Regions from separate parts of the Homo sapiens genome. Here region 1 is linked to region 2. Evidence: read pairs that join two places in POLR2A ChIA-PET (ENCODE). Cell type or tissue: Caco-2. All regions are shown on one strand.

Region 1 (5,000 bases), 130 kb after region 2:
TGGCATGCACCTGTAGTCCCAGCTACTCAGGCACCTGAGGTGGGAGGATCGCTTGAGCCTGGGAGGTCAATGTTGCAGTGAGCTGTGATCGTGCCACTGTACACCAGCCTGTGCAAAAGAGTGAGACAAAAGTAAAAAAATAAAAGCTTTTGTTAAATATTTAGGGTACAGTTGCTTAGAAACCAGAAGCTGGTTGGTACAAGGTAAGTCTTCTCCCCACTCCGAAAGAGGTGTGAGAGTGTCAGAGGCCAAGCAGGTTATTGCTTCTTCTTTTTTTTTTTTTTTGAGACAGAGTCCCCTCTCTTACCCAGGCTGGAGTGCAGTGGCGCAATCTTGGCTCACTGCAACCTCTGCCTCCTGGGTTCAAGTGATTCTCCTGCCTCAGCCTCCCAAGTAGCTGGGATTACAGGCATGCGCCACCACCCCTGACTAGTTTTTGTATTTTTAGTAGAGACGGGGTTTCACCATATTGGCCAAGCTGGTCTCGAACTCCTGACCTCAGGTGATCCGCCTGCCTTGGCATCCCAAAGTGCTGGGATTACAGGTGTGAGCCACCGCACCCGGCTTATTGCTTATTCTTAAAGTACACTCAGAAGGGAGGGAAGTGAGATCAGGAGGGAATCGGGGAAGCCGAGAAGCAGCTGGACATTTACAGCTTGGAATAGGGAAGATTTAGGAGACACTTATGCTTGTACGCTAAAAAAGTGAACATATGCTGGCTGTTCACTAGTGAACCTCAAATGGCCTCTAGCACCCTTTAGAATGGACACAGGGCAATTCTGTGCTTACTACTCGGATACATGAAGGAATGGATGGAGGATTTTTTTCTCTTTTAATCTAGTTCTAATAGAGGAATTTTGTCATTTGTAGGTAAAATATAAAGTTAGAAGTAACAAAAATATAGGCTTTTTCTCTGCATAGGTAAAACTAACAGCTGTCAGCAGCAGCCTCTAAGACAGCCGCAGTGATTCCCTCCTCCTGGAATCCACACCCATGTTTCTCTCCTCCCCTTGAGCATGGGCTGGATTACCGACTTGCTTCTAATGAATAGAATATGACACAGCAATGGGATGTCACTTTTGAGATAAGATGGTTAAAAGACGGTGGCTTCCGTGTGGGTGTTCTCTCTCACTCTCTCCTGGATCACTTGTTTCCAGGGGAAATCAGCCCTGTGTCATGAGGCAGCCCCGGTGGACAGGCCCACGTGGGTGAGTGTGAAAGATGATCATGTAAGACACAGCCGCAGCCCCGGCTGGCTGCTCTGCTGCAGTCTCTGAGAGTGAGAACCACCCAGGTAAGCTGCTGCCAGATTCCTGATCCACGGAAACTGTGAGATAACAGCTATTAAACCATTGCTGCTTTCAGACACTAAGTTCCGGGTTAGTTGATGATGCAGCAGTGGTGAACAGAGACAAGAGCTATCTCTGAGTATTCACTGTGCAGTGGCTGACAGCACTTTACAGGTACAGGTTTACTAGGTCCTCACAATGACCCCTGGGAATGAGTTTCATTACTATCCCCATTTTCAGTTGAGGAAACTGAGGCCCCAGGCAGGGTTAATCAACTTGCCCAAGGTCACAGAGTTAGAAAATGGTGAAGCTGGAATATTTTTGTTTTTGGAGACGGAGTCTCGCTCTGTCGCCCCGGCTGGAGTGCAGTGGCATGATCTTGGCTCACTGCAACCTCTGCCTCCCAGGTTCAAGCAGTTCTGCCTCAGCCTCCCGAGTAGCTGGGATTATAGGCATGCGCCACCACACCTGGCTAATGTTTTTGTATTTTTAGTAGAGATAGGGTTTCACCATGTTGACCAGGCTGGTCTCGAACTCCTGACATCAAGTGATCCACCTGCCTCAGCCTCCCAAAGTGCTGGGATTACAGGTGTGAACCACTGTGCCCGGCCTGAAGCTGGAATCTGACCTGGGGCAATCTGGCACCAGAGTCTATGCTCCTATGAAGACAGGTTAAAAAATAGCTGCTCATATTTCACTGGCTAGACCTGAATTATCTGCCCACGCCTATAGCAAGCAGTTTGGCAAAGGATACCAAGTCATTTAAACTTATCAGATTTACCACTCTCTCAGGAGGCTGAGGCAGGAGGATCACTTGAGCCCAGGAGTTCGAGGCTGCAGTGACCTATGATTGCACCACTGCATTCCAGCATGGGCTAGAGAGTGAGACCCAATCTCTAAAATAAACAAACAAAAACAACAACAACAAAAGATTTACCACCCACTCTTTCTATTAGGACTAGAGAGAGGCTGAGCTTCCTCTGATATTAACGGTTCTGTAAAGTGGGTGAACAAATCTTAATTACAAAAGAGGAAAAGGGTTAATAGTTGCTGTGCTGGGTGGTAGCGAACAGTGTTGTCTCTTCTGTAGCATAAGTTACGCTGTATTATTATTATTGTTATTGGAGAGAGACAGAGAAGAGACGTAATGGATTGGGTTTAGGTTACAAGGTTAGAAACAGGTTCACCAATGATTATATTCATTTCCTCATGCCTACTCTCGCTGAGGCGGGTGGATCTCTTGAACTCAAGAGTTTGAGACCAGCCTGGGAAACATGGTGAAACCCTGTCCCTACAAACAATGACAAAAAATTAGCTGGGCATGGTGGTGCATGCCTGTGGTCCCAGCTACTCCGGAGGCTAAGGTGGTGGGAGGATTGTTTGGGCCCGGGAGGTCAAGGCTGCAGTGAAACATGATCGTGGCACTGCACTCCACCCTGGGTGACAGAGTGAGACCCCATATAAAAAAACAAAAAAACAAAAAAAAACAAGAAATATTGATCGGCTGGACATAGTGGTGTGTGTGTGTGGTCCCAGCTACTCAGGAGGCTGAAGTCAGAGGATTCCTTGAACCTAGGAGTTTGAGGTTTCAGTGGGCTGTGTTTGCACCATTGCACTCCAGCTTGGGGAACAGAGTAAAACCATGTCTCAAAAAAGAAAAGAAATATTGATTACCTTCCAAGTGTATTGGGCTTATCTAGGGATATGATACTCCTTGAAGAGGAGTATAGAATCTAGTGGGAGAGTTAAAAGGCACACTCATCAAAAGATATGCTGATAATATTTGGAAACACATATTAAATGACAAATATTAAGAACTTAGTGTCAGTTTATAGCTTACTTATTTATTTATGTTTTTGAGACAGAGTCTCACTCTGTCGCCTAGGCTGGAGTGCAGTAGTGTAATCTCGGTTCCCTGCAACCTCCGCCTCCTGGGTTCAAGTGATTCTCCTGCCTCAGCCTCCTAAGTAGCTGGGATTACAGGCATGCACGACCACGCCCAACTAATTTTTTGTATTTTTGGTAGAGATGGGGTTTCACCATGTTGGCCTGGCTGGTCTCAAACTCATGAGCTCAAGCGATCTGCCCACCTCAGCCTCCTAAAGTGCTGGGATTACAGGCGTGAGCCACTGCACCCGGCCCAGTTTATAGTTTAGAGATACTCAAAAGAATCCTCTGAGTACCAGAGTTTTAGAGCTAAAAGAGAGCACAGATTTTGTAGGTAAATAAACTGAAGTCGAAGAGGAATTAAGCATCTCAGCTCAGGTCACAGAGCAAGACAGAAGCAGCCTCAGATTCAGGTTCCCAGTTGGGCCCCACCACTACTTAGCTTCGTGTCCTGGAGCAAAGCCTCTCACCCTCTCTGAACCTCACATGCCTCATCTGTAGAATTCTACTATTGTAGACTCAACCTCTGACTCCCAAACCACCTTTTAGGGTGGTGACTTACAAGCCTACTTTACAGTGAATTAATGACTAATTATCAGTAAATCAGTGTAATAAATGACACTAATTTATTTAACATACTTACCCAGTTTATATGGTAATATAAGAATAGGCCAGGTGCAGCTGCTCACGCCTGTAATCTCAACACTTTGGGAGGCCAAGGCAAGCAGATCACCTGTTGGAAATTTGAGACCAGCCTGACCAACATGGAGAAACTTCGTCTCTACTAAAAATACAAAATTAGCCAGGTGTGGTGGCGCATGCCTGTTATCCCAGACACTCGGGAGGCTGAGGCAGGAGAATCGCTTGAACCCGGGAGGTGGAGGTTGCAGTGAGCCGAGATCGTGCCATTGCACTCCAGCCTGGGCAATAAGAGCAAGACTCCAGTTCAAAAAAAAAAAAAAAAAAGAAAAAGAAAACTAGGCCTGGTGTGGTGGCTCACGCCTGTAATCCCAGCACTTTGGGAGGCCGAGGCAGGCAGATCACCTGAGATCAGGAGTTCAAGACCAGCCTGGCCAACGTGGTGAAACCCTGTCTCTACAAAAATACAAAAATTAGCCAGGAATGATGGCAGGTGCCTGTAATCCCAGCTATTTGGGAGGCTGAGGGGGAAGAATCGCTTGAACCCAGCAGGCGGAGGTTGCAGTGAGCCAAGATCGCGTCACTGCATTCCAGCCTGGGTGACAGAGTGAGACTCAGGCTCAAAAAAAAAAAAAACAAGACAAAACAAAAAACCAACATCTCTAAAAGCAGAGTGAGGCTGGCTGGCAGCAGCAGAAGGAGAGCATGTGGGAACCCACCATAGCTCCATAGTGCTTTGAACCTCAATTTCTTTCTTTCTTTTTTTTTTTTTTGAGGCAGAGTTTCACTCTTGTTGCCCAGGCTGGAGTGCAGTGGTGCGACCTCAGCTCACCGCAACCTCTGCCTCCCGGGTTCAAGTGATTCTCCTGCCTCAGCCTCCCAAGTAGCTGGTATTACAGGCACACGCCACCACGCCCGGCTAATGTTTGTATTTTTAGTAGAGACAAGGTTTCTCCATGTTGGTCAGGCTGGTCTCGAACTCCCGACCTCAGGTGATCCACCTGCCTCTGCCTCCCAAAGTGCTGGGATTACAGGTGGGAGCCACCACGCCCAGCCTGAACTTCAATTTCATTCTCTTTAAAATAAGTAACTTTCAGAAGTTGATCTGGTTTCCAATGTTGAGAGACGCTCTAGCTGGGAGTGAAGTGGAATCACGAAGAATGTTCTCATTTAAATAGACTGAGA
Region 2 (5,000 bases):
GAAGTAGCTCTGTGCCCCCTCTGGGTCACTGCCATTCTCTTTCTCTGGTGACTGCCTCCCTCTGGGTGGGGCCGTATGCAGCTGTAGGAAACAGCCAAGCTTGGGAGGCAGGAGAACTAGAAGCAAGGTCCTGGCTCCATCACCTGGATGGAAGGCCCTGGGAACTACTTCACCTCACCAAGGCCCCGTCTTCTCCCCTGTAAAAAAGGAAGGATCCTGCCTACATCTCGAGGTGTCGTGCACATTCAACAAGATAGGATGTCTATGCACTGAGCTCAGAGCAGAAGTGTAACTCTACCACTCCCCATCAATACAGAGTGTGGGGGGAGATGGTTGGTCTCGTATATACGACAGCCATGAACCTAATCCCCTGTCAGGAGGGGGCTATTTTGATCAGTGATTAGCCAGGCGCTGTCCTCAACCATTTACTCCTCACAAAGGCCCTATCCCACAGGCACTAGCATCATTTACATTTCAAAGAGGCTATAAGGCAAGGGCCAGGCTTCCACTGCCCGGCCAGGATCTGAACCTCCCTCCAGGCCCTCTGTCCTACAAAGTACCTTTCAAATGCCCCCTCCTCCAAGAAGTCTTCTCTGACTCCTCCCTGCGGCCAGAAGTGGCAACCCTGTCTCTGCACAGTATTGCCTGGGCATCCTTCCCTCCTCTCAGTATGAGTTACTCTGAGGCCCAGAGACCAGCAGGTTCTGGGATGTGAGCACCAGAACCTTCCTGGGGCTGACCTGAGCAGCAAGGGACCTCACTAAAAGGCCACTGTGCAGGTCAGAAAACACAGGAAGCTGGGAGAGCCACGCTCAGAAACCGGGCCTCTGCCAGGGAGGCTGTTCACCCAGAGAAGCACAGTGAAAGTAGGCCCTGTGGCAGGCAGGCAGGCAGGCAAGGCCCCTGCCCAGCCCACACCCGGGCACACAGGGCTCAGCATCCCATCTGGCACCTGCCTCTGCCACTGAGCCACCATGACGAATGCTCCCTGTCCTGCTTCCTGAATCCCAGCACCAGGGGGTGGGTCTGGCTGGCAGGCCCCAGTCCTGTGCTCGCACCCAGCACTACAGGTGACAAGAGTTCCTGGCCTTTCCTGTCTGGCCTCCAAGATACATATGGAAGAGAATCCTCAGATGTAAACTCAGAGGGGGTTCAGATGCTAGGAACTCCCAAAACACAGCAAATCTATCCTGCAGCCCCCTGTTAACCATATGTTCCTGGTAGCAAGGACCCTATCTCACCCAGCCTGTGTCCCCCGCGGTGTCTAATCCTAAGGGCCACCTACTAAATGACAACAGCAGTGACCGCCTACCACACAGCTGCCATGTGCAGGTGTCATGCTGGGTCCTCACAGACTTCCTCTCACCCAGTCCTCACAACACCCACTGCAGGAGGTACAAATCAAGTTATTTTATAAGTTGAGGAAATTAACCTTCTAGAGAACAAATGACTCAAGTGCCCTGAATCTCACAGTAACAAATCCAAGATTCTGACACAGGTACAGCAAACTGGAAACACGTTTTCTCTACTCCGCCACCCTGCTGTTCTAGTAAACGTTCATTCAGTGAATGATAGCCATATGTGAACAGAAAGTGGCTAAGAACAAAAACAGTCCCTCTCTCCCCAGCCAAGCAGCTTCGACCCTAATCCCTGAGTGGGCCTTGATGCTGGGGGTTTTGGAACATGCCTGGCACATGTTTGGGTCACCAAAACCCTCCTAACATGCAGCCATTTGCCAAAAGGATTTGTTTGAGGCTGCGATCTCTCTAGTTTTGAGGGTGCTGATCGGATACCCCTAACAGCGACAGGGCTGGGAACTGGGACAAGGCAGAGCTGGACTTAACACGGCTTTGAAGCAAAGATCCAAAACTCAGGCCAGTGCCCCACCTGCATGTCCTGATGGGCCTGACAGGGCACTGGGGCTTGTGGGGTGGCTGCAGCGCTCAGAGGGAGAAACTGGTGGGCAAAGAAAGGGAGAAGGGCCTCGGACAAGGAGAAGGAAATTAAAGTTTCAATCATGGCTGGCTGCGGTGGCTCACACCTGTAATCCCAGCACTTTGGGAGGCCAAGGTGGGCAGATCACTTGAGGTCAGGAGTTCAAGACCAACCTGAGCAACATGGTGAAACCCCATCTCTACTAAAAACTCAAGAATTACCCAGGCATGGTGGCGTGCACCTGCAATCGCAGCTACTCGGGAGGCTGAGGCAAGAGAATAGCTTGAACCCAGGAGGCGGAGGTTGTAGTGAGCCAAGATCGCACCACTGCACCCCAGCCTGGTGACAGAGCGAGACTGTCTCAAAAAAAAAAGTTTCAATCTTAACTCTACAAATTGACTTGAAGTCCAAACTCTTTCTCATCCAGCTACTGCCAGCTCCCCACCGAGGCCCACACTTTGGGGAAAACCCTTAGAAACTTCTTGTCATTGGTTAAAAAAATATTGACCCAGGATTGGCCACGTGGGCCACAGGTGGTTTCACAGCACACACAGAACCAGAAGCTGGGGCTCAGAGAAGCAAAATAACTTGCCCAAGATCACACAGCTAAGGAGATCGGATTGAAATCCACCCCAGTTTATGTGCACAGACAGAAGGGGAGAAAAGAGATGTGGGGCAGGTGGATTTCTGAGGGCAGGAAATACCAGTGGGAAAGCCGAAGACAGCACAGTAGAGACTGCAAAAGCCCAGTGCTCTGTGGAGTCACTGCAGAAAGCACCGAACACATCCAAGGCTCAACCCATCAGGCACTCTTTCCTTTGGGGCTACTTCCAACAGGAAATTCCAAGTGTCCCTGTCAAGCAGGGGAAATGCCATCCTGGGTCCAAGGCAGCAGGGCAGCCTCCCTGCCCCGCCCAGCCCCACCTACATGAAGAACAAAGTGCACCAGGCAGGAATGTGCACTCAGGCCGTAGCCAGCCTCAGCCTGGCTCATTCTTATCTGTGGCTTGATTAAAACAAGCTTGGATTACACCACAATCTTTAAGCCCCAAGGCTGGGGGTGGTGTCACCAGGAATCTGTTCCAAGCGCACGTCATGCCCAGGCCACCGTTCTCCTTCCCCTCATTGGTGGCAGGCTGGCATCCTGCAGGAGGCCCTTCCCAGACCACAGCCCCACCCTTCCTCTCCTGCCGCCCACCTGAAGGCCCCAATACACATCTTCCTACAGTTCTGGCTTCAACTCTGTTCCTGAGACCTTTACTGCCCCAAGTCCACTACCCTGAGTTCTGGGCAAATGAAAAATCTTTTCCCCTTCACCAGATTTCTCAAATCCAACCATTCTGGAACCCGGCTTGTGGATGGCTAGGCTCTAGCCTCCCTCCTCTTCTGTCCCATCACCCTGGGAAGACAGAGCCAGAGGGTACTGAGGAATTCAGGTGGGAGGGGTTGGGGGGGAGGTGAGGAGGGGGTCCTAGGAGCAAATGGAGGGTCACAAACTGAAGCGCCCATGGGGCAAATGTAAACCATGAGGCTGGTGGTGTGGGACAACAGAGAATGGTGGGGCCTAAGGGGCAACCAGCTTAAACACTGGCAACAAATTCAAAGGAAAGAATGTAAAATTCCTGTGTGGGCCAAACAGATTGCATGCAGGCCCAGGTATATCTGAGTCACCCACGTGTAATCTGGTCCAACCCCCTCCGCAGAGATAGGAAAGCTGAAATCCAGACACAAGGAAGGGACCATGAATAAGTTTGTGCTGGCGATTACTGAGAAAGTCTAGCATAAAAATTAAACCGAAGCCTAGGCCGAACACTGGCATCCCTCTGCTTGGCTGTGAAGCTGGTGAGGATGCTGCACTCGGCCTGGCAGCAGATGGAAACTCTGGAACTCGAGGGCCACGGATGAGCCACAGGGCCCCCCAGGTAAAGGACTGACAGCCAGCCATGCAAGCCCCTGGGACTGACCCAGATGCAGAACTGACCAATGTGGCGACAACCATCACCCAACCCTGTGGGGCTGTAGATCTCAGAGGAGGTGGGACAGTGGCCCAGCGGACAGCAACACGGCAGAGAGGGAAGAAGGGTGTGGCCTCTGTCTATGGCCTGGCCAGAAGGGCCACCGCAAGCACCAAGGCTAGCAAAGGAGGAAGAGGAAGAAGCAAGAAAAACCCGACACCGTGACGGACTAGCGTGGGCCGCAAGTCAGGGTTGTGGTTCTTTAGGATATATCTTAACAGGGTAAGGGCCTTAAATGCCCTTTCCCCACCAACCTGACAGGGTTTAGCACCAGGACTCCTGGCCAGGGCAGGCCCCAGGGCTCTAGGATCTGTCAGATCAGGAAGAAAGGGGCATTTAAGGTCTCCCTCCTGTAAGATCTACCTTAAAGAACCAGATCCCTGACTTTGCAGCCCAGTGCCATGCTGCTTTTGAGCCTGAAATGGAAGTCTGTGCCTTAGTTCCAAGTCACCAGGCACTGGTTCCTTGCCCTTGCAGGCACAGGGCATCAAGATCAAACCAAACCTCCAAGCCTCACCTCTCACAAATAAGCAGAGGCCAGTTACCCCTCTGGGCAAGACCTCAGGCCCCTGTCCCTGCCAGTCAGCAGCTCTGCCTCCCGCAGCGCTTGAGGGCTGGTCCATGCAGCCGGCCAGGAAACCACAGAGGCCAGGTCAGAGTGGCCTTTTAATTCAACTCCCCTGGTGACCCTGAAGAGCACTGCCGCAGACTGAGAGGCTGGAAGTAGGCTATGCTGCCCCTGCCCCATAACAAAGACTCTACAGCAAATCACCAGGATGGGGGAAGATTAGCGCAAAGTGGGTGGAGAGTCTCCCTGAAACGTACTGACAGCACTTAAAAACCAATTAGATGGCACGTGCCTGTAGTCCCAGCTACTCAGGAGGAGGAGGTGAGAGGAGGATCACTGGAGCCCAGGAGTTCAAGGCTGAAGTGCGCTATGATTGCATCTGTGAAATAGCCACTGTACTCCAGCCTGGGCAACACAGCGAAACCCTATCTAAGAAAATCCAATTAGAGACCTTGGCTTACATGCAATCAGAGAACTAATTA

Evidence for each region. Peaks named below come from ENCODE experiments on the same cell type or tissue, not always from the same donor. Only the 100,000 strongest peaks of a DNase experiment are listed, where the experiment ranks them.
Region 1: POLR2A ChIA-PET joins it to region 2 with 13 read pairs; 4 of 35 experiments call an interaction of 5 or more read pairs at or near these places.

Annotation. Positions count from the first base shown.
Region 1 is chr14:93,173,002-93,178,001 of GRCh38, forward strand. No RefSeq gene overlaps it. Among named protein-coding and RNA genes, the nearest start is that of MOAP1, 9.4 kb to the right of the region's middle. In Caco-2, no CTCF peak of the experiment used is centred here; no DNase peak of the experiment used is centred here.
Region 2 is chr14:93,040,717-93,045,716 of GRCh38, forward strand. The region is part of intron 3 of ITPK1 (inositol-tetrakisphosphate 1-kinase); the gene reads right to left. Among named protein-coding and RNA genes, the nearest start is that of ITPK1-AS1, 24 kb to the right of the region's middle. RefSeq lists enhancers at 1-523, 4,748-5,000. In Caco-2, no CTCF peak of the experiment used is centred here; DNase peaks (open chromatin) are centred at 2,945, 3,595 and 3,993.